Regions from separate parts of the Homo sapiens genome. Here all the other regions are linked to region 1. A link is a contact called in ENCODE Hi-C or POLR2A ChIA-PET data. All regions are on one chromosome and are shown on one strand. The core of a region is the stretch at or near the end of the contact, and the rest is flanking DNA. Distances in the headings are between cores, read along the strand shown. Region 1 holds the start of SNX25 (sorting nexin 25). Region 2 overlaps FAM149A (family with sequence similarity 149 member A). Region 3 overlaps LOC105377582 (a long non-coding RNA gene). Region 4 has its middle 17 kb from the start of MYL12BP2. Region 5 overlaps SORBS2 (sorbin and SH3 domain containing 2).

Evidence for each region. Hi-C counts contacts between places; a loop is a spot of excess contacts on that map. ChIA-PET counts read pairs that join two places held with the same protein, here RNA polymerase II (POLR2A). Pooled maps may share reads with other maps.
Region 2: a loop to region 1 is called in a map with no recorded cell type, with 8 times the contacts of the local background. The contact joins the enhancer-like site here to the promoter of SNX25 in region 1. A Hi-C loop is called at or near these places in 3 of 37 single-sample maps with no recorded cell type and 5 of 50 pooled maps.
Region 3: a map of OCI-LY7 shows a loop between it and region 1 (3-fold over the local background). The contact joins the enhancer-like site here to the promoter of SNX25 in region 1. A Hi-C loop is called at or near these places in 1 of 168 maps with a recorded cell type or tissue (OCI-LY7), 12 of 37 single-sample maps with no recorded cell type and 5 of 50 pooled maps. POLR2A ChIA-PET finds 5 or more read pairs at or near these places in 1 of 52 experiments (HepG2).
Region 4: a loop to region 1 is called in a pooled map, with 2.4 times the contacts of the local background. The contact joins the enhancer-like site here to the promoter of SNX25 in region 1. A Hi-C loop is called at or near these places in 1 of 37 single-sample maps with no recorded cell type and 2 of 50 pooled maps. POLR2A ChIA-PET finds 5 or more read pairs at or near these places in 1 of 52 experiments (GM12878).
Region 5: a map of sigmoid colon shows a loop between it and region 1 (2.8-fold over the local background). The contact joins the enhancer-like site here to the promoter of SNX25 in region 1. A Hi-C loop is called at or near these places in 1 of 168 maps with a recorded cell type or tissue (sigmoid colon), 4 of 37 single-sample maps with no recorded cell type and 5 of 50 pooled maps.

What each region holds. Positions count from the first base shown.
Region 1 is chr4:185,206,405-185,212,364 of GRCh38, forward strand. It overlaps SNX25 (sorting nexin 25), which reads left to right and starts at 3,194. Exons shown (of 19, transcript NM_001378034.2): 1 at 3,194-3,851. The coding sequence starts at 3,423. It also overlaps a transcript of CFAP97 not described here. RefSeq lists silencers at 2,893-3,472, 3,583-3,742, 3,813-4,002.
Region 2 is chr4:186,147,069-186,153,028 of GRCh38, forward strand. FAM149A (family with sequence similarity 149 member A) reads left to right here. Exons shown (of 14, transcript NM_001395294.1): 2 at 2,105-2,215; 3 at 2,498-2,636; 4 at 4,835-4,977. Among named protein-coding and RNA genes, the nearest start is that of FLJ38576, 41 kb to the right of the region's middle. RefSeq lists an enhancer at 1,652-2,851 and a silencer at 2,870-3,065. Within about 2 kb of position 3,113, at least 9 of the 41 ENCODE cell types and tissues checked have a DNase peak (open chromatin) inside an H3K27ac peak, as active enhancers do.
Region 3 is chr4:184,279,472-184,285,431 of GRCh38, forward strand. The region is part of intron 1 of LOC105377582 (a long non-coding RNA gene); the gene reads right to left. Among named protein-coding and RNA genes, the nearest start is that of MYL12BP2, 32 kb to the right of the region's middle. RefSeq lists enhancers at 1,995-2,124, 2,165-2,234, 2,255-2,404, 3,355-3,404, 3,805-4,064 and 3 more. Within about 2 kb of position 3,045, at least 15 of the 41 ENCODE cell types and tissues checked have a DNase peak (open chromatin) inside an H3K27ac peak, as active enhancers do; they include OCI-LY7, where a contact is called at or near this core.
Region 4 is chr4:184,328,610-184,334,569 of GRCh38, forward strand. No RefSeq gene overlaps it. Among named protein-coding and RNA genes, the nearest start is that of MYL12BP2, 17 kb to the left of the region's middle. Within about 2 kb of position 3,027, at least 20 of the 41 ENCODE cell types and tissues checked have a DNase peak (open chromatin) inside an H3K27ac peak, as active enhancers do; they include GM12878, where a contact is called at or near this core.
Region 5 is chr4:185,728,326-185,734,285 of GRCh38, forward strand. It overlaps SORBS2 (sorbin and SH3 domain containing 2), which reads right to left. Exons shown (of 27, transcript NM_001395207.1): 3 at 5,774-5,829. Among named protein-coding and RNA genes, the nearest start is that of SORBS2, 81 kb to the right of the region's middle. RefSeq lists a silencer at 1,056-1,253. Within about 2 kb of position 2,211, at least 8 of the 41 ENCODE cell types and tissues checked have a DNase peak (open chromatin) inside an H3K27ac peak, as active enhancers do; they include sigmoid colon, where a contact is called at or near this core.

The sequences.
Region 1 (5,960 bases), core at 1,944-4,443:
TCACTCCTGTAATCCCAGCACTTTGGGAGGCCAAGGTGGACAGATCCTGAGGTCGGGGGGTTGAGACCAGCCCGATGAACCCCATCTCACTAAAAATACAAAAAATTAGCCAGGCATGCTGATGCATGCCTGTAATCCCAGCTACTCGGGAGGCTGAGGTAGGAGAATCTCTTGAACCGGGGAGGCGGAGGTTGCAGTGAGCCGAGATTGCGCCATTGCACTCCAGCCTGGGTAACAAGAGCGAAACTCTTGTCTCAAAAAAAAAAAAAAAAAAAAAAGAATGGAAGATGTACTAATCTTGGTTCAGAAAGACAGAACCAAAAGGATATAGATAGATATATGAGCAGGAATTTATTAGAGGAATTGGCTTACATGATTATGGAGGCTGAGAACTCTGATGATACACCCTTCGCCGGCTGGAGAGCCTGGAAAGCTGGTGGTGTGGCTCAGTCCAACTCTGAAGGCCTCAGAACCAGGGAATAGGATGGCATAACTCTGAGGCAGTAGGCCTGAGAACCCAGGAGGCTGCTAGTGTAACCTGGAGTCTCAACGCCAGAGCCTGGAGTTCTGATGTCCAAGGATGGGAGAAGAGTGTATCCCAGCTTCAGGGCACAGAGGAAACCACCTTTTTGTTCTTTCTGGGCCACAGCTGATTGGACGGTTGCCCACATCAAGGGTGGATCTTCCCTACTCAATCCACTGACCCAGGGGCAATCTTCTTGGGAAACACCCAGAAATAATCCTTTGTCAGTTTTCCAGGTAATCCCAATCCAGTCAAATTGACACCTAAATTTAACCAGTCACACTTTTTTTTTTTTTTTTTTTTTTTTTTGAGACGGAGTCTCGCTGTCGCCCAGGCTGGAGTGCAGTGGTGCGATCTCGGCTCACTGCAAGCTCTGCCTCCCAGGTTCACACCGTTCTCCTGCCTCAGCCTCCCGAGTAGCTGGGACTACAGGCGCACACCACCACACCTGGTTAATTTTTTGTATTTTTAGTAGAGACGGGGTTTTGCCATGTTGACCAGGCTGGTCTCAAACTCCTGAGCTCAGGTAATCCAGCCACCTCGGCTTCCCAAAGTGCTGGGATTACAAGCTTGAGCCACCACGCCTGGCCAACTATCCACTTTTAAGCATGGAATGCAGATCAGGATCAAGAATTTAACCTTTTTTTTTCTCTTCTGTAATATGAGATGAGTAAATCAGAGAATTCTTAGGAAGCATCATGGCATAGCGATTCAATGCACAAGCTCTGAAGCTGGACCACATGGAGTAACAACTAAATCCTAGTTCTGTTATTGATTAGCTTTGCAATGTTGAGCATGTCATCTTACCTCCTGTGCTTCAGTTCCCCGCTGTGTAGATGGAGATAATGGTATCCATCGGGGTTGCTGGGAAGATTAAATGAAGTATGTTTGGTCCTTAGAATAGTATCTGGCACACAGTAAGTGCTGTTAGTTACTATTATGGTGAGCTAGGGCTAAAATTGAAAAATTAATTTAAATTTATCATAAAGAATTCAGAATACAGTCCTCGGCATGTAAATGATCAAAAAACATAGATTTGGTTGTTGTTGATAACAAGCCACTGTGCTTTATTTGAATAATTTGGGTTGGTAGGGTACACTTTGAGGGGCTCCAATTGGGTGAAAATTAACAACTATTTTAGAGGCAAAAGGGCTTCTTCAAAATTAATCATACTGCTTTATTTATTTTATTTTATTTTTGAGACGAAGTCTCACTCTGTTGCCCAAGCTGGAGTGCAATGGCGCGATGTCGGCTCACTGCGACCTCCACCTCCGGGGTTCAAGTTTCACTATGTTGGCCAGGCTAGTCTTGAACTCCTAACTTCATGATCTGCCCGCCTCAGCCTCCGAAAGTGTAGGGATTACAGGCGTGAGCCACCGTGCCCGCCCCTATTTTCTTAAAAAAGGAGGAGAAAGGAAACTGGTAACTTATTTTGATCATCCCCTTGGCATGGCAAAGTCACATCTAGCATGAGGCACTCTTCATTTCTGACTTAGAAGGTTTAAGAAAGAATGAAATGAGGCCGGGCGCGGTGGCTTACACCTATAATCCCAGCACTTTGGGAGGCTGAGGCAGGCGGATCACGAGGTCAGGAGATTGAGACCATCCTGGCTAATATGGTGAAACCCCGTCTCTACTAAAAATACAAAAATTTGCTAGGTGTGGTGGTGCGTGCCTGTAATCCCAGCTACTCGGGAGGCTGAGCCAGGAGAATGGCTTGAACCCAGGAAGCAGAGATTGCAGTGAGCCGAGATCGCCCCACTGCACTCCAGCCTGGGCAACAGAGACTCCGTCTCAAAAAAAAAGAAAAAAAGAAAGAAAGAAAGAATGAAATGCCCATGAATACCAATTGATACTAAAAGCAAAAGCTACATCTGCTTCTTTATTAGTCTTAGCAGTAATTGCCAGTGTTTAAGTAGCATATTGGCATCTACTTAGCAAGCGTTATCTGTATATTACTGGCTGGGACTATGACAGAAGAAAAGGCAAATATATACTCTAAAAATTATTTGGACCACGTTCCTTTGCGTGGCTGATAGCATTTGAACTGAATAGTTGGTAAAAAACAAAAAACAAAACAAAACAAAACAAAAACCAGAAGTGGAGCCAAAGTGATTATGGGCAGCTGCGTGCACCCTGTTGCACCAGGCCGACTTCTTTGGACCTTTCCATAGCTAGGAATTGCAGGCTTCACTTACTCCACCGCACGTGTCTGATTCCTTCCCTAAGGCGGCAGGGTGGGAAAGGGAAGGTCGTTAGAAACTGTGACAGGGAGTCTCGGGAACGGTTGCCTATTTAAATAGCGAGTGAAAACCAGGCAGAAATGTTTGCCGGCTGTAAGCAAAGCGAAGAGGTTACTCGTCAGTGATGAGCGGAGAGGGAGAATTACGGGATCACCTGAGCTCAGGAATTACCAGCGCCGCTGACACCTGCAGCAAAATTTTCCATGAACAGACGGCATCCTGTAGAGGAGGAGGGGAGCGTGGGAAAGAGAGGTGTGCACCGCGCTGGGTCGCGCCCTCTCCCCGTGGGGCCCCGGCCCGGACCCCGCCCCCGCGCTGTGGGTGGGCGCCTCCCGGCTGTCACTCAGCGGCCGCGGTGGCTCCGGGCCCCGCCCGACACGCACTTCAGGGCGGCCCCGCCCCGCCCGCGTCAGGCTGGCCAGGCTTCAGTCACAACACGGTGGGGCTCCCTGGCTGCGCCCGGCCCGGCAGCTACGGGCCCAGCGCCTGGTGGCGGCGCTGAGGGGTCGCCGAGAGGGGCCCGGCGGCGTCTGCGGGGGCCGCTCCCTCGGTGGGCCGCGGGCGAGGCATGAGCGCGGGCTCCCCCTGCCTCCGGAGCGCCGGCGGGGGACCGGGGGGCAGGAGATGTGCCTGTCCTTAGCGGCCCAGGAAGCAGCATGCACCCCGATGCGACCGACAGTGGCGGCGCCGGCCCCAGCCCCGCGCGGGCCGCAGGCGCCGGCGGCCGTCCTGTCTCGGGCTTCAGGGGCGAGCGGCGGCCGGAGTCCCCGGGGGACGCGGAGGCAGCAGCAGCGGCGGCGCCGGGGGCCCCGGGCGGCCGGAGCTGGTGGAAGCCCGTGGCGGTGGCCGCACTCGCCGCCGTGGCCCTCTCCTTCCTGGGGCCCGGCAGCGGGGAGGCGGCGGGGGCCGCGGGGCTGAGCTCCGTCCTGTTCAGGCTCAGCCTGTACCTGAGCTGCGCGGCGGCCGCCTTCCTGCTGGGGATCCTGTTTGCCCTCGTCTGCCGGAGCCCGCGCGCCCAGCCGCCCGACTTCGCCGCCGCCTGGAGCCGGCTGGCCGCGACCTCAGCCGCCCGCCGCCCGCCGGGGGTAAGTACCCGACTCCTGGCCGCCCAGCTCCGCCGGCCCTCCCCGCTTCCGGTGCCAGCTCCCGCGCCCCGAGCTCCGGGGGGCCGCGGCATGCCCTTGTCGAAGCGGGAAGCCGGGAGCCAGGGGGCTGGGCTGCGGGCCCGGCCGTGGACGCGAGCGTTCCCCGGCGCCCGCGCGCGGCGGGCTCCGGGCTCCGGGCTCCGCGCTCCGCGGTGCTGGAGGAGATGCGCGTTATTTACTGGGCTCTGTAGTCACTCGACAACCATCCTCAGTCACAACCCTAAGGGTGTCCCCAGACCTTCGGTGTCGCTTGCCGTGGGAGGGGAAGAAGGGAATCACAGCGTTCGCTACGTGCAGGCTCTGCGCACGGTCCTGGCGATCCGCTTGGTTCTTCTGGCCGTTCTCGGTGGGAGGCAACTTTATGACCGTTTGCCGATGAGGAAACTTGCTTCGGTCCCTGGCCCAGCGCCTCACCCCCAAGCCCGCGTACCCTTCCCACCACCCTATCCTGCCTTCCACCATGCGGATACGTATTATAGTTGTGCAGTCCCCGCTGGCTTCTGTGATTTGGAAGGGGGATGCCAGAAATCACTGGTTTGCAACAAAAGGAAAGCCATCCTCAGCGCGCTGTGGGACACTAGGGCGGGGGTTAGGGAATGTAGGAAAGAACAGTGTTTTAAATGAGCGCTTCTCTTCTTCAGTGCCAAACCCACTGCCCCATCTTTCTTCCACATTCCTTCTCATAATCCTTTAAAGGGAACTTTATTCTATCCCAGCTTAACACTCACTGCTTGACTGAGTGATACCATCATTCTAATGAAATTGCCCAAGCGCTTTGGGGTAAGATAAATGGCAGTGGCTCAACTTCATAAGAATATTTGTTAATGATCATTTGTCCCCAGGGTTTGTATTTGCTTATCACATGACCTGCTCACTCCTTTATTTTAAAAGAAAGCACCACACTTCACCAAACTACTCTGAGTGTGTTAGTTCAGAATGCAGCGCTGAGATAATGGCGGAAGGCATTAGTAGGTAACAGACATTTCGCTCAGTAGGCTGATAAACAAGGCAGTATATTAAGGAGCAGGCAACTCCTGTTTTTAGAAGTGGTCTCAAAAATTAGTAAAGTTGGTTTCTCTTACAAAATCTCCACTTAGCCATCCGTTTTTCATATCTCATTTAGCAGGAGTTGCGGAGCAGATATGTCTCTCCTCTTTTTTTCTACCATGGCAAGTAAGGACCCTGAGATTTTACTAGTTTGTTTGTTGATCAATAAAATATGTCTTAGTTCTTGAGTACTGTAAGATGTTATAATTCATTCGGTAAATATTTATTGAGCATCTTGTGTGAGCCAGGTACTGTTTTGGAAGCTGAGTTTGAATCAACAGGACACATAAATATCCTGCTCTCTGGAGATCTTATGGGGGAGCAGGCAATAAATAAATACTGTGGGATAGTGATAAATGCTTTTGAAACAGTGATTAAGAGGTAAGAGATGAAGAGGGACTAGTAGGTGAGGGAAGGAAGTTTAGAGGGTTAGGTCAAGATCAAAGTCCTGGTATTGCAGACCATCTCCCAGGGCATTGAAAGCCTCCTGTTGTGGGTTAGCACTCTGTTTCCTGGAAAATGCATTCCCGCAAATCTCCCAGCTCACTGGCACCTCTGGGTAGGTAAAACGTGGATTATCATCTAGAAAGATTGTTTAGTAGAGGAGTTGGAGAAAATAGTATTTTAAAGGTGACAGAGAAAATGAAGCAGCATGTATAAATCTCTCATGAATACTACCCGAAGATTTCAGGTAATAGAAGAGGGGAAGTATAATCTAAGGAAAATGAATATTGGTAATTATTTTTGTCCTTGAATTCCTAAAATAGCCTTAAATAAGAAATTAAGTGCATTAGGGGCTGGGCACAGGTTTCACCATGTTGCCTAGGCTGGTCTTGAACTCCTGAGCTCAAATGATCCGCCCTCCTCAGCCTCGGAAAGTGTTAGGATTACAGGCGTGAGCCACTGTGCCTGGCCTAACCCTGCCTCTTAAAAAAAAAAAAATTTTTTTTTAAATTTTTTAAGTGCATTAGGAAATTACATTCTAAGTTATATATTGCTTAG
Region 2 (5,960 bases), core at 1,863-4,362, 940 kb after region 1:
GAGTAGCAGGTGATGATGATAATAGCAGTGAGAGGACAGTGCGGTGGCTCATGCCTATAGTCCCAGCAGTTTTGGAGGCCAAGGCAGGAGGATCACTTGAGCCCAAGAGTTCAAGACCAGCTTGGGCAATATAGTGAGACCCCATCTCTACAAAACATTAAAAAGTTAGCCAAGCATGGTGGTAGACACCTGTAGTCCCAGCTACTAGAGAGGCTGAAGGTGGGAGGATAACTTGAGGCCTGGAGGTCGAGCTTACAGTGAGCTGTGATCCTGCCACTGCACTCTAGCCTGTGGAGCAAAGCAAGACCCTGTGTCAAGTAATAATAATAACATAACAATAATAATAGCAGTGAGCAGGTAAACCCGATTTATGTAGCACTGACTGACACTTCATATACTTTATCTACAGATGTGGACACTGAATTCAGGAGAGGAAAAGTTAACTTGCTTAAAGCCTCAGTGGCAGAGCAAATTTGAACCCCCCATTATTATTCTGTAGATATGTATCACAAAAGAACAATGTTTTAGCTAATTCATCATGCTGAGTTTTAAAATTATTTCTCAGTCATATATTAACTCCTATACCAGTATGTTTTTCTTAGTGTTCAAAACAAATCTATTTGATGTAACTTTTAGTTGTTATTTTATGTCATTAGTATTTGTATGTTTACCTAAAAAGTTACTGAGTCACATGTAAACAAGAAATAATTAATGGCTTGAAAGCAACTGAAGAGGGCTAAAGGTAAAGCAGTTTGTCAGCATAAAGCGTGTCCTTTATTCTTTTCTCTGGGGCCCTTTCTTTAACATCTTTATCCTCAGAGTTACCTGGTTGTCCGTAAGATACCTAAGCAACAAAGAGAATAAAAACAATCATATAATTCTATTATTCTCTCTTGCATGAGACGTATCTATGGAAGGTAGATGTTCTCGCCAATCTGTACATGGTAATTACTTTGTTTTAAAAATTCTCTTTGTTGGCTGGGTGTGGTGGCTCATGCCTGTAATCCCAGCACTTTGGGAGGCCGAAGCGGGTAGATCACTTGAGGTTAGGAGTTCGAGACCAGCCTGGCTAACATGGTGAAACCCTGTCTCTACTAAAAATACAAAAATTAGCTGGGCGTGGTGGCAGGCGCCTGTAATCCCAGCTACTCAGGAGGCTGAGGCAGGAGAATTACTTGAACCTAGGAGGTGGAGGTTGCAGTGAGCTGAGATCAATTAGGTAGCCTTATAATCGAAAGCAAAAGCAAACTTTTTAAAAATGCATTTTAGAGTGGTGTTCTAACTAGAAATATTGAAAGTTGAAGTTTTTCCTGATTCATGACCATATCTTATGTTAATATATGTTTTATTTGTAAGGGAAAATAAGATTTCTATTGAAGAACAGAAGTTGTTGATTATTAAACATCAGGAAGATATTTTGACTAGAGGAAGTAAATGTTTTAAGCGGTTCATTGAAAGGACATTTCAATGATTAACAGGAACTGTGCTACACCAGTTAGGCTTAATAGTTTATTTAACATCTAGATATTTCTTCTGTTTTAGTTCTTCATTAAATTTTAATATCTTCTAACTCTTGAAAACTCAGTATACCCACAAACAGCAATGCTAGATTAAAGCAAGTTAGGTGTCTGTGTGGCTTCTGAGTCTAAAGAATTTGATGTTTCTTAATTAATATGGGATTAATGATTTTTTTACTGGAGGAGTGGTTGGGTTTTGTAAGTAAGTCCCTTGTCCCTGGTCAAGGGACAACTGGGACCTGAAATCCCTGAAATACTGTGAACTGTTTGGGGCAACTTTTCCTTCTCTGGCTGAGTCACAAAAAGTTGATGTTGTCTTCAGTTCACATAAAGGTACATATAGGTTAATGGCAACCTTGATTTTAAGAAAAAGAAAAATGATGACATCCTAAGTCTCAGTTTCATCAGGATGGGGTGTGTGTGTGTGTGTGTGTGTGTGTGTGTGTGCGCTCATGCACAGGTGGGTTTGGAGGGATGTGGCAGAACGAGAGGAGCAACTTTGTATAAAAGAGAAATTTTAAAAGTCTTAATGAATAAAACTATATTATTACATTAGGGAGACTCGTCATGTTTTATTTTATTTCCAGAAGAGGACTGTCAGAAGGACGTAGAAGGCACGGTTTTACTGTGAGGAGCAAAGATTCTTTACCTACGCATTTTACAAGAAATGTGCAGAAAGCCATTGATAAATATACCTGGTAAGAATTCACCTTGCTTCAGATTACAAAATCACAAAATGCCCGTAACAAATGTGGGAAGGAAGTTAGTGACTGGCCATGAATTTCTAAAAGTAAGATGCAGTTTTATTTTTAACCTAGTGTAAACATCACACTGTAAAAATATTTCAAAATTAGTATACTGTGAAATTAATAAATATATTTAATGAAAGAAAGAGGAAGCAGGCTCAGAAAAGTGAAGCCACTTAGCCATCCAAGCCCTTCCAGCAAATGTGATTTCTTTGCTCATGTTCATTCCTGCAGCAAATCCTTGTCATCCTTTTCCTCCAGCGGAAGCCATACACCCACGGGAGCCCACACCTCTTGGTCTGGGTCGGCCACACAGAGCTCTACCACCGGCTCATCCACGGAGAGGGGCTCCGTTTATTCCTGGAGAGATGACGTATGTCTCAGAATATTTTGGATAATCTTGTAATTACAGTTTATAGTGAAGAGTTGCTTCCTTATATTCAAAATTATTTTTACCAATTATAAAAGCATGACCTATTGCATACATACATGTACATACATGTAAAAGCATGTACATGTTACATGTGAAAATAATAGATCACGAACCGTGGAGGAAAACAGAACTCCCTCGTGACCTTCTGGCCCCGTCTTAGCTGCCCGCAGTTTTCTTGTTTCCACCCTGCAGCCGGCTCTCCGGGTGTGTGCTCCTTGTGACTTCTTGGATGGTATCCATGGCCGGAAATTCAGGACTTGAATAAGAAAGAAATGCTGGAAAAGTAAAAGCTGTGGCAGCCACTGTGATTAGAGAACTCCCCGCCAGTATTCCCAGTCGGATATTTCACCTTCACCCCCTACCGCTGGGGGCGCTGTTGCCTCTGAACTGCTTTTGTCTGTGTGAGCCTGGGATTCTGGCTGGGCGAGCTCTGCCTCCACTGCTCCAGCTTGCTCAGGAGCTCACTGGCTCCAGTCTCCTCCCTCCCCCTCCCTCCAAGGGTCTCCGTGGATCCCAGGACACAGCCCTCCTTTTTAAGGCCCACCTGGCTGCAGCACCTTGGGTGTTCTGTTTTACCTCGTTTATGCTGGGTGTTTTGTTGTTGTTGTTGTTGTTTTTTGCTTGCTTGCTTTCTCTCTCTCTCTGTCTCTTTTTTTTTTTTTTTTTTTTTTTTGAGACGGAGTCTCGCTCTGTCGCCCAGGCTGGAGTGCAGGGGCGCGATCTCGGCTCACTGCAAGCTCCGCCTCCCGGGTTCACGCCATTCTCCTGCCTCAGCCTCCCGAGTAGCTGGGACCACAGGCGCCCACCACCACGCCCGGCTAATTTTTTGTATTTTTAATAGAGACGGGGTTTCACCGTGTTAGCCAGGATGGTCTCGATCTCCTGACCTCGTGATCCGCCCGTCTCGGCCTCCCAAAGTGCTGGGATTACAGGCGTGAGCCACCGCGTCCGGCCTTTTCTCTCTTTTTTTTTTTTAAGACAGAGTCTTGCTCTGTCACTCAAGCTGAGGTGCAGTGGTGCCATGTCGGCTCACTGCAACCTCCGCCTACCAGGTTCAAGCAATACTCCTGTCTCAGCCTCCCGAGTAGCTGGGATTACAAGTGTGCACCGCCATGCCCAGTTAATTTTTGTATTTTTAGTAGAGACGGTGTTTCACCATGTTGGCCAGGCTGGTTTCGAACTCCTGACGTTGTGATCCGCCTGCCTGGGCCTCCCATGGCATGAGCCACTGCGCCCAGCCTCTTTGCTTTCTTTAAAAGTGGTTCCCCACTCCCACTGCACATGGGAATCCGCTTCTGTCCGCAGCTGTGCAGCTGTGATTCTCAGGGGAGCCGGCAGGGCAGGTGCACCGAGGGGGTCTGAAAGGGACTCAGCTCAGCACTGCTAGGAGGACCTTTCACGCACGCAGCTCCCTTACTTAGGGGCAGCTGCCTCCTTCCTCTCCCTTACGCCCACTCACCACCATCCCTCAAGCCCGCCTTCCTTGGTAGAAGGCTGAGCACCACTGCTTTACTCTGTCCAAATTCTAGGATTCTTTTAGTACAACGTTTAATGGAATTACCAGGGAAATTCGTATAACTTCCATTAATACTCAGGCCTCACCCTAATAACCACACTTCTTAGGATAACTAAGGATTTTTTTTTCCAGTTCATTGATTTAAGGAGATTAATGGCCTTTTCTACAAAAGTAATTTTCTTTTCTGTGGTATCACCAGAAGAAAAAAAAATCTTGTATTTTGCAGGTGTGCTTAGGTGTGTCAGGCACAGCTCTGTGAGGAGCTGCCTGTGTTTGCAGACATACAGATGTGGACGTGTCTGTGTGTCTACGCTGATGTCTGTGGCAGTATGAACACGTCCATCTATACCTCTATCTATGCAAATTCTTGAGTCTCATAACTTCCGTGGCAGAAGTTTTCTCTATTTAACAGTAAAAGAATCCGAGGCTCAGAATGAGATGGCATTTCTCAGAAAGGTAACAGCTAGAGCACAGGTGTGTCTGACTGCAAAGCCACCATCTTTTTACCAAGTGATGCACCCTCCTACATAGTGGGTGACAGTAAATGTATAAGTAGCGTTGATCCAGAAGCCCGCAGTTCTGTAACTTGCAGTGTTGTAACCAAGTGTGCATTTCTGTTTAGGAATTTGACGAAGCCAGTTCACAGTCAGTGCAGCGGTTACTCTGGGAGGTGGAGGAAATGTTATTTGAAGGGAAAGTGAACCCTCAGACCCAGAGTCTGCTGGCCGAATGCGGGGAGTGGACAAGAAGATCCCTCCATTTGAGGTGGGACCTTGGTGGTGGAAGTTCTCTGGGGTGGGTTTTCCAAGCACCCACCCCTGACCTGCCTCGATACATTCAGTACATTTGGTGTGAAAGTGCCTGCCCAGTCAGAATATGGATGCAGAGCGCAGTCCTTCACTGAGAGATCACTTTCCTCTTACGGCGTCTGAGGAAATACTGAGACATTCCAGTACTCAAGCGCCTTTTAATTTGTGAGAAGCAAATTCAGGCCATCCTGAGAAGGGCATGACACATATACGAATGCAAGAATGGTGGAGGCCACCTCTTACCTTCACATTCACTGTGTGTGAGCAGCACATGTCTGTCTTCATCACAGAACACAGCGAGGGTGGGCAGAGATGATTTGCTGAACGGCTGGATAGATGGGTCTTCCCATCTCACCCATTCCTTATGTAGGGAGGAGCATGTGTTACTTTTCATATCAAAGATGGAGAATATGGATTGGGTATGAAGGCAAGCTTTTCTTTTCTTTTTGCTTTTTTTTTTTTTTTTTTTTTTTGAGATGGAGTCTTGCTCTGTCGCCCAGGCTGGAGTGCAGTGGCGCGATCTCAGCTCACTGCAATCTCAGCCTCCTTGGTTCACGCCATCCTCCTGCCTCAGCCTCCCGAGTAGCTGGGACTACAGGCACCTGCCACCACGCCCGGCTAATTTTTTTTATTTTTAGTAGAGACGGGGTTTCACCGTGTTAGCCAGGATGGTCTTGATCTCCTGAACTCGTGATCCGCCCGCCTCAGCCTCCCAAAGTGCTGGGATTACAGGCATGAGCCACCGCGCCCGGCCAAAGGCAAGCTTATCTTTCAGTCACTCAGCCAACGTACTGGGGGACAGTTTATCAAAGTTACCTGAGTTCCTGTGGATTCTGTCTGGGGAGAATGAATCAGAACACTCATGTAAATGTGGCTGGATTTCCTGGTTACATTCACTAGGTAACTTTTACAGAAATCTTGACCAACTAGGGTTGTTTT
Region 3 (5,960 bases), core at 1,795-4,294, 930 kb before region 1:
AGGCCTAAGATTCTGTGTTCCTCAAAGACTCTCGGATGATGGCCAATGCCACGGGTTCTTAGACCTCACTTTGAATGGCAAGATTTATATTATTCATTTTTTTCTAACTGCCCGCAAAACACTTCAGTGCAGTTGTTAAAATTATTTTTGTTGTTGCAACTCTCATGTTACATACAGGAAGCTTCAGGAACCCTGCTTGGCTGATGATCTCAGCTCCTCTTAGCTTTGGAGATGGGGTTGGAGTTATCCAGCCAGTGCATGCTCTGTTGGAGACAGTGCCACATGAGGCCCTTTCTAAGACAGACAGGGGCACGGTGACAGGGAGACACTAGTGGGAACATTTCTATATGGGTCTTTAATGAATCAAGAATCTGGTTACTGTTTAAAAGAGTGTCTTGAATGGATTTGTCAGAAGAGCCAAGGAGCCTCTGTTTGGAACCGTTCTCAAATGGCATGATTGTAGTATAAGGCAGGGAGCGTATGAATGGCTTCTTTTCAGGAGAAGAAAAAGAGCAAGGGGATTGAAGTAATGGGGAGCCTCTGGGCTCATCTTTCAGCTGAGTCTGCCCAGCTCTCATTAGCGTACCCTCCTTATAGGTATGAACTGAAAAGGGAAGTTGGAGGGTTGTGTCTATGGAAGGGACTAGGGGACCTGGGGAACTGAGGACCAGGAATTACAGTCTCATATTCAGTAAAGGACTCAAAAGTCAGTGATCCAAGTAATGACCAGAGAATATTAGAAAAGGAAAAACAGCCAGCTGCATTCTTAGATGTTATTAGAAATCAAGGCATGTATAGCTGAGGGGTGCTCAGAGACTCTCTGGTTCTGACCCTGTGTTTGCAGATAAAGAAACTAACATTCAGGAAGTTGGATGACTTGCTCAAGGTCATAAGATTGGGTAGGGCTTTTAGCTGGCTTTTGAACTCGTGGTTCCGAGCTCTTTGCAGTTGAACATATTTGTTGTTTCTCGCATCAATTAACTCTAACACATTTAATTAGATATAAAAACTGTTCCCATGGATTAAATTCTGTTTTTGAAATTGTGCGGGCAGTGCCCTGGAAAAAAAAAATCAGCAATAAAGGCCATAGCTATGTCCCCAGAGCTCAGCTGTGGCACTTGTGGGCAGCTACATAGTTTGAAGTTTGAACAAAAGTTTTCTGAAAAGGAATTTGGAGGAAAGACACTTTCTTACAGTGAACAGTTTGCAAACTGGGGAGACACTGTCTTCCTGTATAAGGAAGGTGTGCATTTCAGAGAACAAAGAGAGGGTTTGGCTTTTGTAGGTTCTAAATCAGGTCTGTTTATGCAAATAAATGATTCAAACTTGCTTAGTTCTGATTGATCAATGCAGCTGAGTTTTGATTGGTTGACACAGCTAGGCCCTGATTGGCCAAGGTGGGGGAGCTCTGATTGGTTGGTTCAGGCAAGCTCTGAAAGTCCACAGTTAAACATAGGTGTAGGTTTCCCCAGAACTCAGAGTACATCTGTGACCTCTAGCCAGCAAAGGGCCGCTTGGCTCTGTTATAAACGTAGGCCCAGTTAGCAGCTCAGGATCTATCTTGAAGGATTGGCTCTTTCAGGTGCACATTTGTTCACAAAAGCATGGTTGGCTTCTTCACACAAGGACAGGTTTCTTCACAGAGAATCAGTTACACACTCCTGAGCATATTTAACTCCCACAGCCCATTAAGTAGATGATAATATTCTTATTTTACAAATAAGGAAACTGAGACTCGGAATAAATAAATTGTTGCAGTTCACGCATTTGCACCGAGATTCAGCCCCAGGCCTGCCTTCTCCCACTCCTGTGCCCCTTCCACCCACTGCCTGGCCCCCACCCTGCTGTTTCCTGCTGGGTGTGCCGGGAGCACTGACCTGGGGCTCTGGGGACAGGACTCGGTTTTATAAAGTGCTGGGAGAAGTAGGAGAATTCAGAGGGAAATGGGATCTGATGCTTGGATTATGGGAGAAGCAAGATAAAAGGATGCTAAAGGCAGGAGAAGCAATGGGAGAATGTCTGCCTGGTGTCCCGTGGTCCCTGTGCAGCTGCTCCTCTCTATTGTTTCTGTGAAGGGATCATGCAAGGTACTTTCCAGCCACTGTTTTAGACTTTTGTTTTTGATGAGCTGGAACAGCAGCAGGTAGGTAGGTGGTGGGGGCCCTCTTTTTCACTTTTCTTTCTCTCTTTCCTTGTCGTGAGCTCAGGGGCCATAAGCCACCCGTTCAACAGCCAAAGGATGAAGCAGATCTTGGCAATGTTACCATTTCTGTAACTACTGGAGGCTTGCTGCCCTTTGACAGACTGGAGTGGAGCGCTTCAGGGGAAAAGCAGTACCCACCAACACCGTGGCATCTCTGCTCAACGCTGACCATCACGTTGAATTTCTGTTTATGTCTGTAGTAAGATAATCAGCTGGAAAGCAGATTGCTATTGAGAGGGTTTTCTGGTTTTCTTAGTAGGTCAAAAACCAAATTAGATGACCCACATCATAGGCCCGGATCAGTTTAGAAAAATCCCTCCAGTCCTTCAGTGGCATCCTTAGCAGGAGGTTCTGACTTGGAGGAAATGGACAGCCTGCATTTTCTGGAACTGAGAGGTTGCAGGAGGAAGGGAAAGAGAGGGAGATCAAGGATGACAAAATCTGGGATTTCAGTTTATCCCTTCTCTGAGGACAGAAACAGCTCTCAAGCAGGAAGAGAGAGGCTTTAGAAATACCCAGATCAGTGAGCCTGGGAACCTTGATTGTCCACTTTTCTGGGCAGAGGAAGGGGAAGTTTCTGGTCCCAGAGAATTCCAGCTCAGCACCACACCCAAAACAGTGCAAGTGGATGACAGTTAAACCCAAGGCGGGGCTGTAGGGTGCAGGGGCCTGCATGTCGCACCCTGGAGTCCTGACAGTTTCCCCGAGCCACATGAAGGGCACACAGCCATACTGAGATGCCTTGGCACACAGAGATCTCAGACGGCTTCAAACAAGCCTTAGTGTGAATCAGTCATCAAAACCAGAAAACACTTTCCGGGTCCTCAGACTCCACCGTGGTCTGCAGTGCATCACCCCAAAAGGCCAGAGGAGGCCAGTCACACCTCAGAGGGCAACAGTGCAGGAAGCGGCCCAACCCAGCCGCTTTGTTGCACAGACTGGCATGTCAATACAGGATACAAACTGGGCCTCACTGTCTGCTCTGCCATGAGTTTTCCTAAGCCACACCTCTCCTCTCTAACTAGGGTGAACAAACATCACCTGCTCTACTGGCATAATTATTAATAGTGCCCTCTTTCTCTCTCAAACACATCTCGGATTGATCTGACCTGAGTGGTTAAAAAATAAATATTATAGAATAAGATGCATGCTGTAATTCCAAGTAATAATGAGAAAAAGCTCACCTATGTGTGCAAGGTTCCTCTATGCAGGGAGCATATTTGGAAGGACACTGCTAACCACGGTTACCTGAGGATGGTTTGGGGACACGGACAGCACTGCATTATTTTTACACGCATTGCATTCTAAACCAGGCACTTGTTTCTAAAAATGAAAAAAAAGTGCCCGTCTTGGAAGATGATTTGTGATGGTCACTCTATCCAGAGCACAGGCCTCACCTTGCCATGGAGCCGGAGAGGGCAATCAAATCCGAACATCTGCACGTCTCTGCTAAGGGGCTGAGTGTTTGTTTTAAGCTGGAGTAGTTTCTATCATTGCAAACAGACTAAGTTTACCAGCTCATGCTAAACACAGTTCAGTTTGTTTTTCCTGTTACCCCAGTGGGCACAGGTTCATGAGGAAAATTAGAACAGATGCAGAGTCAACATCTGTGCCCATCTGGGGGCAGTGTGAGTGGTTTTGTGAACATGCTGTAGTTGAATTCTGACTTTTGAGAGGTTGATTACTCATTTCTTTCAGTAGACAGAAATCATAGTATTTGTTTGCTGGAGCATGAGCTGCTTTATTTCTATTTTCAGAGTTTCACTTTGGGTCCACAGTGGGGCCTATAACCAATGCTGGAGGTTCTCAGCCAAAGAGAGTGCAGCGGCGCATGGCTGTCCTGCAGATGGTGACAGGTGGGGACTCTGCCCCTTCACTCTTGGAGGTCAGGCAGGGCTAAATGGCTGCAGTCCCCTAAGCAGTCAGTCCTTTTTTTAAAAAGTAAGAACAATGGCCTGTATTTGTTAAACTTTTTTTTTTTTTTTTTTTGGTAACACAAGAAAGGATCATTGTGATGCTGAGCCTCCAGTGCCACCAGACTCAGGGTTCCGGGTAGGCAGGGTCACAGCTGGGCACCCCGTTGTGCTGCTCCAGGACTGGCCCCGTGTCCTGGCCTTGGGGTTGAGTCTCGGGGTTGGCTGCATGCGTTGGTGTGATTTCAGGGCATACACACGGAACGTGCTGCCCAGGTGCTGGGCCCAGGGAAGCCACGTGTCTCAGCCCTGAAGAGTTGTCCTGGCGTTGTGCACAACCTGGCTGGTGGCTTGGAGAGCAAACAGTACCCCCGACCCCACGGGTGTCTGCGGGCACTAGGCCCCACGTGCGGGTTCTCTGGAGTCTCCCAAGCTGAGCATCACCGGACCCAGACCCGTCACAGCCATGCTGAGCTTACCCGTGAGTGACCTTCCCGAGGAAGGCATGGGGCTTTCTGGGGCAGGAAGCAGGGGAAGAGGCTCTCAAAACAGCAGGAGATGGGAGCGCGCTGTCCCGGAACTGTTGTCCGCCTCCCTCTGCCATCCAGGTGCCCGCCACCAGGTCCCCTCTGACAGGCTCCTGATGCTTCCCGGGCCGGGTAGACCAGGGGTGCCCAGCAGCTTGGCCAGATCAGCCTGCCGTTTTTCCTCAAACGTCACCCTTGCCAGGGATGTCCCCGCCCCTGCTCCTCCCCTTCTTGGGACAGACATCCTAAGTCCAGTAATTCCGGTGCTTCCAATAAAAAACACCGCGAGTTTCTTCTCTGCCCTAAGCAGGAGCAGGGGGATTGCAGTGTGAGAGGCGTCCTCCTGCGGCCTAGGTAGGAGGATGGGTCTCCAGGAGCCTCCACGCTGACCCCTGTGGCTGGACTAATGTGTCATTTCTTGTATGTGCCTTGACATGGAGAAGGTTGGAAAGCTCTCCCCGGTACTATTTCACATGAAATGACATTGTGGACTGCAAGCTCAAAAGCACAGGCAACAAAACCGAAAACAGACAAATGGGACTTGTTAAACTAAAGAGCTTCTGCACAGCAAAAGAAATAATCAACAGAGTGAGCAGACAACCAACAGAATGGGAGATAATATTTGCAAACTATTCATCCAACAGGGAACTACTATCCAGACGATACAAGGAGCTCAAACACAACAACAAAGACAAATAATCCCCTCTTAATGTACTTTTAAAAGTATGCAAAAAAGAAAAAAAAAGGAATAGACCTTTTTCAAAAGAAGGCATACAGATGTCCTACAGGTATATGAAAAGATGCTCAACATTGCTAATCATCAGAGAAATGCAAATCCAAACCACAATGAGATAGCATCTTACCCTGCCAGAATGGCTATTATTAAAAAGACAGAAAATCACAGATGTTGGCAAGGATATAGAGAAAAAAGAACTCATTCGCTGTTGGTGGGAATATAAATTAGTGCAACCTCCATGGAAAACAGTATGGAGATTTTTCAGACTAAAAATAGAGCTACCATTTGACCCAGCAACTCCACTATTGGGTATCTATGCAAAAGGAAAACAATCAATTTATCAAAAAGATACCTTCACTCATACATTTATTGTAGCACTAGTCACAATAGTAAAGCTATAGAACCAACCTAAATGTCCATCAATGGAAGAAGAAAATCCCCTGGATAAAGAAAATGTGTTATTTACACAATAGAATACTATCTGGCCATCAAAAGAATGACTTCATGTCTTTTGCAGCAACATGGGTGAAACTGGTGGTCATTATCTTAAGTGAAGCAAGCCAGACAGAAAGTCAAACAAC
Region 4 (5,960 bases), core at 1,777-4,276, 880 kb before region 1:
ATCCTCAGTCCTGAGGGGCTTTCTTAGTTGAGTCATAAGGGTAACCTCCAGGATGTCTCCAGAGCTAGGAGGAAGTTGCATAATATCAGTGTTTTTTAAGTACTTTTAGAAAGCAGTGACATTCATTTGACAAAAAAATTTAATGTACAGTGATTTCTTTCACTTACTGCTGTTGACTTTTCATAAAAAGATAATCTAAGGTCCCTTCCCTCTAGGATGTATTTACAACCTCCTTGGGGAGTCAAACATAAAAATTAAATAAGAGCTATGGAAGGATTACACCGATATAATTAATTTTAAAATTAGATTGAGAGCAAAAACATTTATTGAGCATGTACTATGCTCCAGGTACCTGCATAGGCACTTTTATTTATTCCTCTGATTGAACTGTCCTGTAAGGCGTGGGATATTATCTGCATTTTACAAAAGACAGCTCTAGGCTCAGAATGGTTAAGTAATGACAGGGTTCAGGACATGCTACCCCAAACTGTGGTACCTTGACACACTGAATATCTTAAGCTGAAGGAATCTGAGAGATGGCACGTGCAAGAAGCTCCCTCTCACCTTTCCCCTCACCTTGCCTGCTGAATCAGGTCGTAAAACCTAAGAAGGATTTTCTGACCTTCTCCTGAAGCAGGTCATCGTAAGACCCTCCTGTGAGCGGTGCCCTCCCTAGACCCGGAGAAAGGGAACATCCTTATTTCTGAAGACAAAGAAGAAGCTGAACAAACAGGCCTTGCTCAGTTTCCCCCAGTTTATTCCCATCAGACCACACTCTTTCCCCAATCACGTTTCCGCACACCTGGCCACTTCTCGTCAAACCTGTTGTACAAAAGAAGCCAGGCTGAACTGTTTCTCTGGGTCATTTCCTTATGAAGGTTCCCGTGTCAAGTAAAACTTAGATTAACTAAATGTGTATACTTTTCTCTTCTTAATCTGTCTTTTCTTATATGGGCCTCAGCCCTGAACCTGAGATGGGCAAGGAAGATACATTTCCTCCCGTACCGTGACAAAATAAGTGTCTTCTCGTTCAGAGTTTCCGATTCCAAATCCAGGAGTCTTTCCACTACATCAAACCTAATGGTAAATATTCAAGCATGTACAAAAGAAAGATCCCTGTAGTTGAGTGCATCCAGAGAAGCGCCTTGGCTCTCCCAGTAGTACTGCTCTGACCTGAGGAAGAATAAGGCCTTTATAAGCACAACTTGGCTGCATTCCACTGGCATAAATCCCAATCAGACAGTCAACCCCCTTCCGCATCCCCATCCTCTGGCCTTTTGAGAAAAGGGATCTGCCCTCCTAAGGGAATGTTCATTTTGCCACTAACAGGGAGCTCTCTGAAAAACGCTGTTTGCTGTCCAGTCACACCTCTGTGGAATCTTTTAACACATGGCGATTCTGTGGCAGGATACCTGTGTTGGTTTTGTTTTCACAGAGTGGTCACAAAGCTGAGTTCAAGGTGAGAAGTGAAAACAATTAAATGAATGGTAGCTTTTTCCACATGACTTTTCACTGCAGTGACCCAGCCCGGTCAGCCCCCGCGCCCGCTCGGTGGCGTGCACTTCCCATGACACACACACTCGTGGTATCCATGAGTGCGTGTCAGGAAAGCAGAAGTGTCACATGGACAAGCGAGTGTCAACAAGAGATGTGCCTCCTCTACACATCATGTGGTTAATGTCCAAACTCACTCATCCCACAGTCACGTTTGACTCTCAGTTGATCACTCTTTGTTCATGTTGAGATTCAACAGGAAATATTGTTTTTACAGGGTCTGGAATTTTAATGAGTCTAAGGATTCCTGATGGTTGTATTGACTTTATTTGTGGGGTTCTCAAAAGGAATCTCACAGTGTAGTCAACAGCAAGGAGTAAGCATTTTCTTACTTACAAAACCAAAGTTATATGTGTGGTACAAAGATGAGAGACTGGGGCCAGGCGAGGTGGCTCACGCCCATAATCCCAACACTTTGGGAGGCTGAGGCAGGCAGATCACCTGAAGTCAGGAGTTTGAGGCCAGCTTGACCAACATGGTGAAACCTCATCTCTACAAAAAATGCAAAAATTAGCTGGGTGTGGTGGTGCACACCTGTAATCCCTGCTACTCAGGAGGCTGAGGCAGGAGAATCACTTGAACCCAGGAGGTGGAGGCTGCAGTGAGCCAAGATCACACCACTGCACTCTAGCCTGGGTGACAAAGCAAAACTCTGTCTCAAAAAAAAAAAAAAAAAAAAGTGAGACTGGGAGCAGAAAGCAAGCAGTACTCACGCCACACTGCTGGGCAGTGGTGCTTAAAGAAAGCGAAAGAACAAACAAATGAAATACCAGCCTCAATGCAAAAATAAGCTGGAATGGAGGAGGTTTTCCATGCTTTTTGAAAGAGGCTGGGTAGAAATTGTAGTCTTGGGGGTTTTGTTGACAGCAAGAATTTCAGCTTTGCCTTAAGTGTTACTCAGAAGGTGAAATGGATTCAGCCAAACGTTACCATATAAACACAAACAGGCACATTTTGAAAACAGTTCCTGGAGTTCCAGGGAGCTCCCCTTTAATTCATCCCTAGCTCAATGCCGTATAGTTAGTGTTCAACGTCCTTCTAAGAAAAGAACTGAGGCGGTTTATTATTAGTGGTGAAGAACCAATACACAGAAATACAAAGGGTCATAGAAAGACAGTAAGCAACATTTCTGCTACAACAAGAGTCCGTAACCATGCTTTACTCCAGCCTCGGGGCTTCTGAAACCTCCCTAAGCTAAGAAACACAAACACATGTATGTGGGCCCATAATAGATGTAGGTGAGGGCTATAGGTCTCCTCAGCTTCATACCAGGTGGTATGTTACAATGAAAGCAAGTCTCAGACGGAATTCGGCCATAAAATAAACATTTAGAAGCCAGCAGGCTCAAAAACGTGGTACAACCAGTTCTGTAAACTCAACCAAGTACTGGTGCTTTGTTCTGCTGGCACACTGACAGGTGCCTTACATAACAGATTCACTTAAGGCAGATGTGACAGTACTCGAACAGCATGATTTAGCTTCATGTCTAGTCAGGGTCAGGTGCAGGAACCTTTCTATGAGCTGTGGATACAAGTCCTGATTCAAATCCCAAACCAGAGACAGCATTTGGAAGGGCATACATTATCCACTAGGCTTTCTAGGTCATAATACCCTGTTTATGCAAGGAGATGCAATCTGATACAGTGCTTCCAGTCAGCCCATAATATTTTGAACAACTCTTACTTCACCAATGAAAATGACTCCTAAAATCCATTATGCCAGATAGCAAAGCTGTTGGTGTTCATTGAGGATAGAGGAAGTTCTTATAGCTGACTCTCTAGAGCAGGAGCTGCTTCTTCTTTTTTTTTTTTTTTTTTTGAGACCGAGTCCAGCTCTGTCGCCCAGGCTGGAGTGCAGTGATATGATCTCGGCTCACTGCAACCTCCACCTCCCAGGTTCAAGCGATTCTCCTGCCTCAGTCTCCCGAGTAGCTGGGAATACAGGCGTGTGCCACCACACCAAGCTAATTCTTTGTATTTTTAGTAGAGATGGGTTTTCACCATGTTAGCCAGGATGGTCTCGATCTCCTGACCTCCTGATCTGCCTGCCTCGGCCTCCCAAAGGAGGAGCCTCTTAATAGTCTTTCAAATTCCAACAGACCACCCCTGGAGTGTGTATATTCATTCCTGAATAGGGCTCTTCAATATTAACTCGCTGCTCCTGGTTGTCAATTAAAAACCCAGAGATAAATACCACTACCTATGCCAACATTTTTAACCATGAATTGGAACAGTGTAATATTTTTGCTGGGATCTTTGATTGTCTCTTGCCAGAGCCCAGACTGGGGATCCAGGCATACACCTGGGCTCAAGACTTAGGAAAGCCCTCTCTCTTTCCTGGCCTTACAGTCTGGAGTCTTGGTCAGAATCTGCCCATCTTCAAACAGTTATGGCTTTCTCTTCTTACCTGTGCCTTCCATCAACCTTGTGAAGTAGGTGACGGTTACCAGGGTTAGAGTTCAGTTATTTCAAGAGCTTATCAGAGGAATTAAGCAGCAATTTTTTTATTTTTTTGCTTCAAGCTATCAGTTCCAAGGTCAACATGATATCTTGATACTCTTAAATGCTCTGATATTTTTTGATTTGCTGTGAAAGGCACACAATATTAACTCTATTAATGCCAGACAAAATACCGTCATAAATACTACATAGGAAGGGCCCTTGACAAAGACAGTCTCAGTGACCAAACTTTAGAAGGCCCCTCTCAGCCCTCTTTTTAACAGGACTCATCCCTGGACCCAGGCTTCAGCCTGCCTAGTCCAGTTTTAGCAGGGATCCTGCTAAGCCAATTTAGTGAGAGTCCCTCAACCTTGACCTCTGACCACACTGGTCTGCCTTCAGCAAGAATCCTGTTAAAGTCAGTTTAGCAAGAATTCCCCTCCCCTTGATATTTTTCTTGGTAATTACTTCTCTTAATAATTTTCTACCCATCAACCTCCCCAGCCCCCATCTGATACTGACATGGCCTAAAAAACTTGAATATCATACTGCTGGACTGAGTGAGGGTTTTCGAAACTCTAGTTGAGTTCATGAAACTGCTAACCCATGATCAAGCAAAACAAGAATTAATTACATAGGACTGAATCAACTAAAGAAGGAGTATAATTTTTATGGCTTTTTGTTTGGAACATTGCTTGTTCTTAATGTTCTATTTTCTGGACATAAGGAACCCCTTTTCTTTTTCTCTTAAGTTAGCTATAATATGTAACAATTTAGTAGATACATTTCTATAACAAAAATGGAACATTTATCTTTTTTCCTAATCCTTCCATAATTCAGAAACTATTACTGAGTATTTTTATGTTCATGGTTGTATTAGTCTGTTCACACTTTGCCATAAAGAAATACCTGAGACTGGGTAATTTATAAAGAAAAGAGGTTTAATTGGCTCACGGCTCTGCAGGCTGCACAGGAAGCGTGGCAGCTTCTGCTTCTCCGGAGACCTCAGGAAACTTCCGGTCATGTGGAAGGCAAAAGGAGAGTGAGGCGCATCACATACTCAGAGCAGAAGGAAGAAAGAGAGAGTGGGAAGGTGCTACACACTTTCTTTTTTTTTTTTTGAGACGGAGTTTCACTCTTGTTACCCAGGCTGGAATGCAGTGGCACGATCTCGGCTCACGGCAACCTCGGCCTCCCGGGTTCAAGCGATTCTCCGGCCTCAGCCTCCCGAGTAACTGGGACTACAGGCGCCCGCCACCACACCCAGCTAACTTTGTATTTTTAGTGGAGATGGGGTTTCTCCATGTTGGTCAGGCTAGTCTCGAACTCCCGACCTCAGGTGATCTGCCCACCTTGGCCTCCCAAAATGCTGGGATTACAGGTGTGAGCCACCATGTCCAGCTGCTACACACTTTTAAACAACCATATCTCACGATAACTCACTGACCAGCACAAGAGCAGCACCAAGGGGACAGTGCTAAAACATTCATGAGAAAATGTCCCCATGATCCAATCACCTCCCCCTAGGCCTCACCTCTAACACTGGGAGATTACAATTGAACATCAGATTTGAGTGGGGACACAGATCCAAACCGTATCAATGGTGATATACTATTTTATATGGGTTCGATAAGAATCTGTCCTTTTTGTAACAGAACATAATTTTAAAAATTGATTAGATAATCAAGGCTTTGACCAAAATGTTTTATTTGAGAATAAGACATGGGGGTCCATTCCAAGATGGCCGAATAGGAACAGCTCCGGTCTGCAGCTCCCAGCCTGATCGACGCAGAAGACAGGTGATTTCTGCATTTCCAACTGAGAATAAGACATAAAATCACATATGAACAGACAGTTTTGAGGAACTAAGGTTAACTTTATGGAGCCAATGCATATGAAGCCCTCCCGGAAAGTCTGCCTGGTACCTGGATTATGGAGTTCCCAGCCTTACAGGTGAGTCAGGAAGGT
Region 5 (5,960 bases), core at 961-3,460, 520 kb after region 1:
GATTAAGGCTTTTGGCTTGCCCCAAAAACCCCTGTATTTCTGGATGGGAATCAGTTGGAAGTATTTTGCTAGGGTCCTGTCTTTGCCATTCCATCTAGCTCTAGTAATCTTGATGGCTCTTATCTCTTATGCTCTGGATGAAAACTGGTAATACTTCTTTCTCCATTTGTTTTGTGTAAGCATGGTGGTCGGTAAGATGATTTCTGGTGAAGCAGCAAAACCACAGGCTCTTGTTTCTAAATCTGGTTAACTGAATGCCTTCTGTGTTCACCTGTCATCACAAAAGGATGCGCAGGAGCACTCATTATTTTAATCGGAGTCGTTCCTAATTCTAAAGTTAATCATGGCGATTCTCAGATCAGGGAGAAAATTAATTAAGATGCAATGCTATTTTCTTCTCTCCCAGGGTGACATCTCCCAGGTTTCTCATTAAATCGCCCATTTAGTGTTTGGTTTCAGTGCTTTGGAGCCAGGCAGACCAGATGCAAACCCCAGCTGCATGTGCCATTTGCTCCCTGAGGGGCAGAGATGATGGCCTTGCTGCCAGTGGCATCTCCAGCCCTGGAACTGTGCTGGGTGCACACGAGGAGCCAAATGCATGTTTTCTGAGGGGAGTAAGTGGAAGAATGAATGAAGTCAGCCCTTCCATCTCTTCTTCCTTAGCTGTCAAATAGGATGACAAAATACCTATTTGCCAGTGGTTGTTGTGAGGATTAAATCATAGATGTAATGCATTTAGCACAGTGAATGGGCACATGAGAAGAATTCTATAAATGGCGGTTGTTCATCTTCCTACAGGAAGGGCAGATCTCTGAGTCATAGAAATTGCTTCTTATTTCCCACTTTCCTTTATTTCCTTATGTGGTGAAGTATAAGTTCCACTGGTATTCAACAAGTAAAACTCTTGTTCAGGGTAATGTGCTACTAACTTTTAAGTCTGCATATTTTAAAATGAGAGAAAATCTAGTTTTTTCATTAACTTTCTACTCATCTCTTTCTGGGCCCGCTCAGCAAATCCCCGGTTTCAGAGGACTGCCCTGTAAGGAACTATAGACAGGGTTTCCATCCGTATTTCCATTTTCTGAATAAGTAACAAGGGGAACTAGACTCTCAGGGCCTCCTCTGCCTGCTTCGTCCTTATGGAGCTGATGTGGGGAGAACACTCCTCACTGTCCAGTCTAGTGATGACCACAGTTCTGTAGCCACGTGGATCTGTGTACTCGAGGTCAGTTAGTTCCAGAAAATCATCCAGTCTAACATTTGCTCAGATTCCCTAATTTCTACTCTGTGAAAGACAAGGAATAGTACAGCTCTTCAGTTTCCTGGGGGAGTGCTTCATTACTTTTCCTCTTTTTCTTTCTACTTAGTCTAATGACTCAGATTCCAGATGGTTCTGCCTAAGTTTAGAATTATCATGATCTACTTTGTAGAGAGAAAAGAAAACATTTCTTGTACAGTACAACTTATGTAATTTTTTTTCAGGGAAGTGAGAAAAATATAACACGCAGTGTAGAAGAACTTTTGGCTCTAACATTAGATATCAATGTTTCGTATTCTGTCATTGGGGTGTATTGTAATTTACTTATTTACTGTCTAATTCCTTCTGTAGCTAGTGAAGTTTACATTTTCTTTTTTCTTTTTTTTTGAGATGGAGTCTTGCTCTATCGCCCAGACTGGAGTGCAGTAGAGCCATCTCGGCTCACTGCAAGCTCCGCCTCCCGGGTTCACGCCATTCTCCTGCCTCAGCCTCCCGAGTAGCTGGGACTACAGGTGCCTGCCACGGCACCTGGCTAATTTTTTGTATTTTTAGTAGAGACGGGGTTTCACTGTGTTAGCCAGGATGGTCTCGATCTGTGAAGTTTACATTTTCAAAGAATGTTTTAATGATATGGAAAAATATTCTCCAAACAATGATGTGCAAGTACAAGGTACAAACCAGGAAAGTGTAATTCTAATTTTTTTTTTTTAAAGGTCAATATACTTTCTTTTTTTTTTTTTTTTTTGGAAAAGAAATATTCCTAATAATTCATTTAATCATCTGGAGAGTGGGTTGAAGTTTTGTAAAATTTAATTTCTTCATTATAGACTGTATTATTTTAATAAAAGCTTTTCTTTGGTGTCACCCATTGTGTGCAGCACTGAGCTGGGGCCCTGGAGCTCTCACTATTGTCCATCTGGCCGCACCACTGTCAGCACTGCTTTCAATGAACTGTAACAGAATACTGATGACTCAGCATTTCTGCTGCTGACAGGAAGTCCTTGAGCGAGTCTCTTTGTAGTTCCTCCAAGAAAGGATGCTCAGGCACTCCTTGGGTGAACAGCTGCAGGCCATGGAGAGGACAACCGGGTTGCAGTAGTAAGTTTGCACTGGGCTATCCCAGAGCTAGAACAAGGGAACAGGTCAGCCCCTAGAGTCCCAGAGGTCACAGACTTGGGCAGGTCCAGGCGTTAAATGCAGCTGTGCCTTTGGAGCTGGACATCCAGGTACCTGGCTGCCTGCTGGGAACAGGTGAGTATGTATCAGCCATTGTGAAGCCTCAAAAGGCTGCAGCCTGACGTAGCTGCAGATCAGGCTGTACCCAAATTGCATTGTTACTGATGAAATAATTTTTTAAAAAACCAATGGTATCTATTTGAGCATTTTCCTCATGGACACCATTCAACAGAATGCTGTTCTCGGGGAACAAATGACTCATGCAAATGACTATTTTCTAGGTTTTTCTCATGGTCAAGCAGCCATGATCTTTTTATAGCTTTATTTTATTTTAACTCAGTCCCAATGGTTAATTTAAATCCTTTCTTTCTTTCATCAATGATACAAAGAGCTCACTTTACTACAGTCTCATCTTGACAGAGTCAAATGCAGAGGCTGTAAGGCTGCCCACCTGAGGAGGAGGAACTGGAACTTAGGAAAACAGCTCAGATGCTTCATGCAAATGAGGAAGCTCAATTGGCTTCTATTGAAAATACCTCACGCATCATTTTCTCTTGTCTCTACTTGCCAAAATATTTATAAAATATCTTTGCCCTGCCATACCTAACTAAGCCTCTTGGAATTTATTTTTTCAGTGAGATTCTCTGATGCAATAACCAAGCACTGGCTTTTAGAAAGTGTTCTCTCCCCCTCCCTCCCTCCCTGCCTGTCTCTCTCCCTCCCTCCCTGCCTGTCTCTCTCCCTCCCTCCCTGCCTATCTCTCTCCCCCTCCCTCTCTCCCTGCCTCTCTCCCTCCCTCCCTGCCTATCTCTCTCCTTCCCTCTCTCCCTCCCTCCCTGCCTATCTCTCTCTCTCCCTCCCTGCCTATCTCTCTCCCTCCCTGCCTATCTCTCTCCCTCCCTATCTCTCTCCCTCCCTCCCTGCCTCTCTCCCTCCCTCCCTGCCTGTCTCTCTCCCTCCCTCCCTGCCTGTCTCTCTCCCTCCCTCCCTATCTCTCTCCCTCCCTCCCCGCCTGTCTCTCTCTCTTCCTCCCTGCCTATCTCTTTCCCTCCCTCCCTGCCTGTCTCTCTCTTTCTCTCTCTCTCTCTCTCTCTCTCTCTCTCTCTCTATATATATATATATATATATATATATATATATATATATATATGTCTGTTTCTCTGTCTCACTCTAGATATACAATCAAATCAGTGTGCAGATGGAGGACAAAGAGTATCACAAAATTATTATTGTAACTTGTGGATAATAAATTTCAAAATCTGATGTCTGTGCTCCAATATCTGACCTCCTTTTTTGCAAAATATGCACATGTGAAACCTGATTTACTACTGAGGAAGTTAACCCTTTCCTTTTGAAAGTAATGCATCAGTAGAAGATGGAAAGTTCAGTGGAGATGGGTGATCTTCTCAATTATGTGCATGAGAATAAGTAAACTCCCAGGCATTCCGTCACTCTCCAAAGTCAGAACAATCAAGAGGACACATCAGGCTTTAGAAAAACTCATTCCCTTGGAAGATAATCTCAATAGCATGTGTGAATAGGAAGAGCATCAAAGTGTGACCGAGAGAGTGTCAGAGAAGAGTCACCTATTACAAGCATGATCATAGTACTTAGGAAAAAGTAAGTTCCAGGCTTATGTGGATATTCATATAGATATTTTCCAGGGTTTTAGAGGTTCATGATTTCTCAGGGAGACCAAAGTGCCTATGTGACTGTGAGGGGTTATTAGTCCTCTGGGTTCTGGCTTTACTCAGAAATAGCCTGGACCACATGGGTCAGTCCTGCCCCACAGACATTAGGCCCCCTCCTGGGGCCCCTGCAGAGTGGGTCAGTTCTGCAGATGTGGGAAGGGATGAGTGTTGGGTTTGGGAACCAAAGGCTGTGTGTTGAGCTTACAGTAGACAATTTGGAGCTGCTTCTTGCTTAGAGATGACCCAATATCCAAAAGTAGCTATTGCGGGCAAGTGGTGTTCCCCAAAAAGGTATGTTGAAGTCCTTCCTCACCCCCAGTACCTGTGAGAGCGATCTTATTTGGAAACAGGATCTTTACAGATGTAATCCAGTTAATTGAGGTCATACTGGAGAAAAGTGAGCCCTAAATCCAATGACTGGTATTCTTACATGGAGAGAGAGATTTGGAGACAGATCCATAGAAAGAACATTGCGAGACAATGCAGGCAGAGATGGGTGATGCTGCCATAAGCCAAGGACTGCCAGCAACCACCAGAAGTGGGAAGAAGTGAGGAAGGATTCGCTGCTGGAGCCTTCACAGGCAACCCGGCCCTGCTGACACCTTGATCTCAGACTTCTACACCCCCACGTAGAGTGTGAGACAATAGATTTCTGTTGTTTCAAGCCACCCAATTGGTTGCACTTTGTTGCAGCGCTCTAGAAACTGATACAGTGGCTCAAACAGAGCCTCTAGGTGTCTCTTCTTTTGCAATCCAAAGACTGCACCAGTGCTACTTGAAGGGGTAAGAGAGCTAAATAAATTTGCTTTTGGGGAGATAGATTTGGGTAAGTTTCTCCATGCTGAGTTAGATGAGTGATATGTGGTGGTGGTAAAATCCAGATAACCCTTGAGTGTGATGATTTCAGAAAGAGAGAGCCAGGAGGCCTGGGAGCCAGCAGGCCAGCGGGGGTCCGCCCACTGGCCCCGAAACAGCGAACAGTGACATTGGAGCAAGGGCCCATCCCGTGCTTCTCTGGAGCCCCACTGGGCAGAGCCAGGTGGAGAAGCAGGAAACTGCACATTGGTGGGCTGGAGGGGCTTGGAGGGGCTGAGACAAGGTGTGTGCTTGGGGATAAGGGCGTTCCTGGTCCCCGGTGAAGCATCAGTGACCAAGAGGCATCCTCTAGAAGAGGTAGACACTACATGGGAAGGGAGAAGCAGCATGAAGGAAGGCGCTTTAGGACAAGGGGATCAGTTACAGTTTCTTCGCCATGTGCCTTAGACCTACAGCTTGCTATTCCACTCTGAAATAAGGCAGAGTGAAGAATTCAAAAACAATCACTCTGGGAGAAAAAAGCGAGTTCTCTTGATATCCTTGCTTTCTCCTGGCCTCATTTCCTCTGATGTTCCCCTGCCCTCTTGCAAATCAATCAGCCTAAATCAAGGGTGTCTGTGCAGGTTCTCAAGACAGACATGCTGCTGGGAGTGGCACGTACGTGAACGTCAAGGAGATGTCAGGGCATGCGCATATTCTTTGGTGCCCACCGTCTTATTTTCTTAACTTACTGGGAAATCTTTTTGTTAGAGTGCACGCATTAAGTTTCTTCCTGGCCTCATCAGCCCCAAACCCAGGCAGTGGCGGGCGGTTTCCCGTGAGGACAGCGTACCTTCTGAAGAAATGCACCCAGATCAGAATGGTATACGAGTCTGTCCTATTCTCGCTCTAGAAAAGAAATGTCACAATAAATAGGTGGGTGGGGTCTGCCCCACACTCCCCAAAACAACCAAAACAGCGGCGAGATCAAACTGAGGACAACGTTATCATCATATATTCTTTTCTTTACACAGTTTGAT